2 separate regions of the Homo sapiens genome follow, and region 1 is linked to region 2. Evidence: chromatin contacts called from ENCODE Hi-C or POLR2A ChIA-PET data. All regions are on one chromosome and are shown on one strand. Each heading gives the region's core, a stretch centred on a gene start or an enhancer-like site at or near the end of the contact. The rest is flanking DNA. Distances are from core to core; before and after follow the strand shown.

Region 1 (2,700 bases), core at 21-2,520, 350 kb after region 2:
ACCGTAGGTAAGCATATGAGTAGTAAGACAATGGGTGATTCGTTTTTTTTTCATCTCTTTCCTCAATCCTTACAGCATTTCAATGTTCTATAATGTGCTTATGTTATAATTGGCAAATACATGCTACAGTTTTGTGGAGACTAAAAACAGCTGTTGAAAAAAGGGAGCAGAAAAATATTCAATCATTAAAAAAATCCCCTTACAGTAAGGGATTTCAGCTACTTGTCTAAAAAAAGCATACTACTTCAGCGGTTCCGGAAGAGGGAAGAGAGGTAATTCATATTACAAATTAAATTAAAAGTTAAAATTTCTAGTTAAGTAACTTATTAAGCACAACATGCAATAAAACGTTGTCCACTTTTGACTTTACAGATTTGGGATGGAAAGAAAATGCAACGTTTCCTACAACCACCCACTTTAACCCTTTCACTGCCAGTTTGAAAAGGAAAAACACTAGCTAATACAGGCTGACTGGGAATCATCAGATTACAAATCGTTCTCAGAACGATCTAACATTTTATTGCTTAAGGTAGAGGTATTAGCGTATTTTTAAAGTGTGTCTTCCAGTAAGTTGCAGAACTTCCCGCTGAAATTCAAAATACTATACGTTCACACTGACATTACTGAAACTGCAAGAGTTGAGCTCCCTACTTGATTGGGGTAGTAAGCACAAAAATGGTTTTGAGGGAACGGAGCAGGGAGGGGCAGTGATCTGCAAGGCTGATTAATCCCATACAAGACAGCGCTTGTTGCGGGGTAAGGTGCTGTTTTTAAGACAGCTCTTGTTGCGGGGCAAGGTGCTGTGGAGCCACAAAGATGCGACAGAATGGATCCCGATTCTCCTGGAACTCCGGATCAAGAAAATATGAGGGGCGTGAGCCCAGAAGTGCGACGCAAGAGACCCGCGGAAAGGTGACAGAACGAGTGGCACCAGACTCAGAAAGTTGGGGAGTTAGGAAGCCTGAAATCGCCGCAGGAGTCGTGAGAGGGGAAGTGACAGTCTCTTCAGAAGGTCACGGGAAACCGGGTCCCAGGGCAGTATCCCCACAGAGGGCTGCGTCTCCGGGCTGGGGCAGGCGGCAGCGAAAGGGAGACGCGGCTCCGGGGCCACCCCAGTCCCGGCAGGAGTTCTGCCCGGAGGTCTGGGATGCCCTCGGCCAGGCCTCACCTCGGGAGCGGAGGATCCTGAAGGCAGAAAAGCGGCTGAGGATGCCAATCGCCCGGCAGGCCACCATCTTGAGCTGAAGAGGACAGCAGTGGAGAGCGCCTCTAACGGGTGCGGCCGAGCGGAGGACTTTTCTCCCGTAGCCTGGCAGCCAGGCGCCTGGAGCACTGCCTGACTAAAACCCAGATGCCGAGTGGCCGCCGGCCCCTTAGCCCTGCCCCTCGCTCCTGGCTAACATGGCCGAAAGGTCGTATTCTCCGGGGGAGGACGGGGGCCCGGAGAGGAGGGGGTGGAGTGCCTGGTTTTCCAGTCAGGCGGCCGGAGGGCAGCCCTCAAGAACGGCCCTGACCGCCCGCGGGGTGAGGGGCCCTTTCTGGGCAGGACCCGCCCCTTGGTCCCGCAGAGCCTTGGTACTTGGACCTGAACCTTGCTCCGAGAGGGAGTCCTCGCGGACGTCAGCCAAGGTGAGACGGCGAGCCCTCAGCTCTCCGCCCGGGCTTTCCCAAAGGCGAGATTCCACTTCCTTCCCCGCAACTGTCGCCGGTGCCCCCGGCCCCCTCCCCTCCCTGGGAAAGTGGGAGTTGAGGGAGCGGAAGGAAACTCCTCGGACAAGGTCGGCAGTGCTAGCTGCAGTTAGGACAGTGACTTGGACTAGCGTTCCAGCTGAAGTTCGGGACAGTAGTGTCACCTGCGCCCTAATTTATCATCACAAGTTAACGAAGTCTGGGGGTGTGGGGGTGTGTGTGTGTGTGTGGGTGTGTGTGGGCGTGTGTGGGCGTCGGCCTTAATGTAACCCTGGTCTGCGTAGAAGTGTGTGTTGTTTCGCCTGCTTCCCCTGTACCCAGGTCGGCGGCTATAGAGATTGTGGACGGCGCCATGGGTTTGCCCGATTTCTGCTGTAAAGAATAAGACTAGGTCAGGTGACCTTTCGGGGCTTGAGTGTGGGAGGAACGGAGACAATCCTCCATCCGGCTCCGTTATCCAGATAATCCTGCGCTCTCGGGGGTTTTCCGATCTGGATGATTATCTATCTGGTCGTTCACACCTCAGCTCACTTAAGCGGTGAAGAAACTGCCTACGAATCAGAGAGAGTGATTTTACCCATGGCCATATGTAGTAGAAATAAGACTGGAGCCTAAGTCTACTAACTCCTAGTGAAGAGTTCTTCATTGCATGGTAGCTGTTTTTGTGCTGGAATGATGGGCTGGAGTCCTGGAATAAAGTGATTGATTTCAAAAGGAAGTCACATTGAGAGCCTGCTGTGCTCTGGTCACCTTCATACCTTTTTGTTTAGTCCTCACATTCCCCAAATTATTATCATTTGCATTTTCTAGATGAAGTTTGGGAAGCTCAGAATATATACATTTTCTAGTCTGTGACAGACCTAGCATTCAGACATAAGTCTGAGTCTCACTACTCGCCAGACTGACAGCTCTGCAGGACAGGAAACAAGGGGCATCGAAGTTAAGACTGAAATGAGTATAGAGACAGAGTAGAGAGGTTTCTGTTTAAAGCTCAAGTTGCATAGTGAGTGC
Region 2 (2,700 bases), core at 92-2,591:
CCAGTCTGGGCAACAGAGTGAGACTCCATCTCAAAAAAAAAAAAAAAAAGACTGCAAAGCAGTAGGTGTAGGGACAGTGTCTGCCATGTTCATTATTGTATTTGCAGTGCATCTTGTGATACTTGCTTTTTTTTTTTTTTTTTTTGAGATCTGTCTCTCCAGCCTGGGTGACAGAGCAGACAAAACCTCTTCTCTACCAAAAACACAAAAATTATCCAAGCATGGTGGCGCATACCTGTAATCCCAGCTTGGGTGGCTAAGGCTGGAGAATCGCTTGAACCCGGGAATTGGAGGTTGAGTGAGCTGAGATCATGCCACTGTACCTCAGCCTGGATGACAAGAGTGAGACTCCATCCCAAAAAAAAAAACCAAAAAAACAAAAAACAAGGTCTCCCTCTGTTGCCCAGGCTGTAGTGCAGTGGTGCAATCTTGGCTCACTGCAGCCTTGACCTCCCAGGTTCAAGCAACCCTTCCACCTCAGCCTCCCAGGTAGCTTGGGACTACAGGTGTGCATCACTATGCTGGGCTAATTATTGTATTTTTTATAAAAATCTTGTCTCCTTATGTTGCCCAGGCCGATCTCGAACTCCTGGGCTCAAGCAGTTGGCCTGCCTCAGCCTCCCAAACAAAGCTCAGGGATTACAGGTGTGAGCCACCACGCCTGGCCTCCTGCATTCTTATTGAATGCTATTGGCAGACATGAACTAGTTCGCCTGATGGGCATGAAGGGAAAATCAGAGGCTGTCTGAAACTGTACTGTAGTGCACGTGGCCAAAGGTTCAGAGACTGCAGGAAACAGGAGGGAAGGCAGAGGAGTTGGAGGCCAGCCAGGAGCAAGCTGGGAACAGCCAGGCCATGCTGCTCCTTAGTTACTGCGGGCTTTGTCCTGCCAGATGTCCTCAGCATCTCCTTGGTTTTTGGCCTGAGGAATTTGACTATTCATCCTGAAGTTGTCTTACATGCTCTTCACATTCACAAATACTCTTCAGAGGCCAAATCCATTTTTATATAAATGGGGATATAGCCTGGTCCTAAATAGACTTAGGTTTATTCCAACTTTGTTATTTACTAGCTGAGTGAACTTATGTAATTTATTTGGATTCTCTGATCTTCAGTGTGGGAATAATTTACTTAATAAATCTTTTTTTTTTGTTTTTGAGATGGAGTCGCCCTCTGCAACCTCTGCCTCCCAGGGTCAGGCAATTCTTGTGCTTCAGCTTCCAGAGTAGCTGGGACTACGAACACATGCCACCATGCCTGGCTACTTTTTGTATTTTTAGTAGAGACGGAGGTTTCACCATGTTGACCAGGCTGGTTTCCACCTCCTGACCTTAGGTGATCCGCCTTCTTCAGCTTCCCAGAGCGCTAGGATTACAGGCATGAGCCACCATGCCTGGCCAATAAATCTTTATTCTTGTATGCCTATTATGTGACAGACTCAGACTTGGGTGTTGAGAATACAGAATTAAATCGGGTAAGGGAGGCCCTGCTGTCACGGAGCTTGCTTTTTTTTTTTTCTTTTTTTTTGAGACAGGGTATTGCCCTGTTGCTCAGGCTGGTCTCCAACTCCTGGGCTCAAGTGATCCTCCCCACCTTGGCCTCCCAAAGTGCTAGGATTATAGGCATGAGCCACTGTGCCCAGCCTGTCATGGAGCTTTATTCAAGTAGAGATGAGAGAGAAATAAATAGACAAGACAATATGGGATATTTATAAATTCTAGGAAGACAGTAAAACAAGCTGATGTGAAAGACAATGACTGGGTGGAGGCATTGTTAGATGACAAGAAAAGCCTCTCTGAGAATTTGATATTTGAGCTGAGACAGAAGTAAGGAAGACAAAAAGCAACTAGCCCTCTAAGGATCAGGGTGTGGAGCATTCCAATGAGAGGGAAGGGGAGTTTCAAAAGCCATAAGGCAGAGGAGAGAGTTTGGAATGTCAACAGAACCTAACAAAGATCTAGAATGGAGTGAAGTGGAGAGGGATCTGGGAAGATGTGGGAGAGGTAGGCAGGACTGAGGAAGTGGAGGAGGAGGTGGGAGATTTGCAGAGAGAGAGAATGTGTGAAAAAGTTGCTTTGGAGAATGGAGGAAAGAATGTATTGGGGAAGTGTAGTGGGACTGCTTGGCAGCGTTGACAGTCCTTTTGAGAGGTGTGGTCCTGAATTTAAACTAGAACTAATTGGCATAGTAGATGTTCTGAGGATTAGGTAAAATGAACGGGAGGTTTGGATTCATAGCTGATGCTCAAAAATGTTAACTATCACAAGATGTAGAAAATATTAGAATGAAGGAGAGGAAACCAACCCATTTATTTTTGCTACCATTTGCAACTCAGGAAAGGTAGATAACACGCTATGTGTTCTGATCTTAGATTTAAGACTAACTTTTTCTTCTAAAGTGAGATTTTTGCTTCTGGATTTTTATTTTATTTTATTGATTTTTTTTTACAGAATCTTGCTCTGTCACCCAGGCTGGAGTGCAGTGGTGCAATCTCAGCTCACTGCAACCTCCGCCTCCTGGGTTCAAGCAATTCTCATGCCTCAGCCTCCCAAGTAGTTGGGACCACAGGCACGCGCCGCCACACCCAGCTTATTTATTTATTTATTTATTTATTTATTTATTTATTTATTTATTTTTGAGACAGAGTCTTACTCTGTCACCCAGGCTGGAGCGCTGGAGTGCAATGGCGCGATCTCGGCT

What was found. Hi-C counts contacts between places; a loop is a spot of excess contacts on that map. ChIA-PET counts read pairs that join two places held with the same protein, here RNA polymerase II (POLR2A).
Region 1: POLR2A ChIA-PET joins it to region 2 with 13 read pairs in activated CD4-positive, alpha-beta T cell. The contact joins the promoter of HADHA here to the enhancer-like site in region 2. A Hi-C loop is called at or near these places in 1 of 168 maps with a recorded cell type or tissue (dorsolateral prefrontal cortex). POLR2A ChIA-PET finds 5 or more read pairs at or near these places in 1 of 52 experiments (activated CD4-positive, alpha-beta T cell).

What each region holds. Positions count from the first base shown.
Region 1 is chr2:26,243,362-26,246,061 of GRCh38, forward strand. It overlaps HADHA (hydroxyacyl-CoA dehydrogenase trifunctional multienzyme complex subunit alpha), which reads right to left and starts at 1,271. Exons shown (of 20, transcript NM_000182.5): 1 at 1,169-1,271. The coding sequence starts at 1,235. HADHB (hydroxyacyl-CoA dehydrogenase trifunctional multienzyme complex subunit beta) reads left to right here and starts at 1,578. Exons shown (of 16, transcript NM_000183.3): 1 at 1,578-1,629. RefSeq lists enhancers at 1,113-1,793, 1,648-1,747, 2,606-2,700.
Region 2 is chr2:25,893,895-25,896,594 of GRCh38, forward strand. No RefSeq gene overlaps it. Among named protein-coding and RNA genes, the nearest start is that of ASXL2, 17 kb to the left of the region's middle. Within about 2 kb of position 1,342, at least 2 of the 41 ENCODE cell types and tissues checked have a DNase peak (open chromatin) inside an H3K27ac peak, as active enhancers do.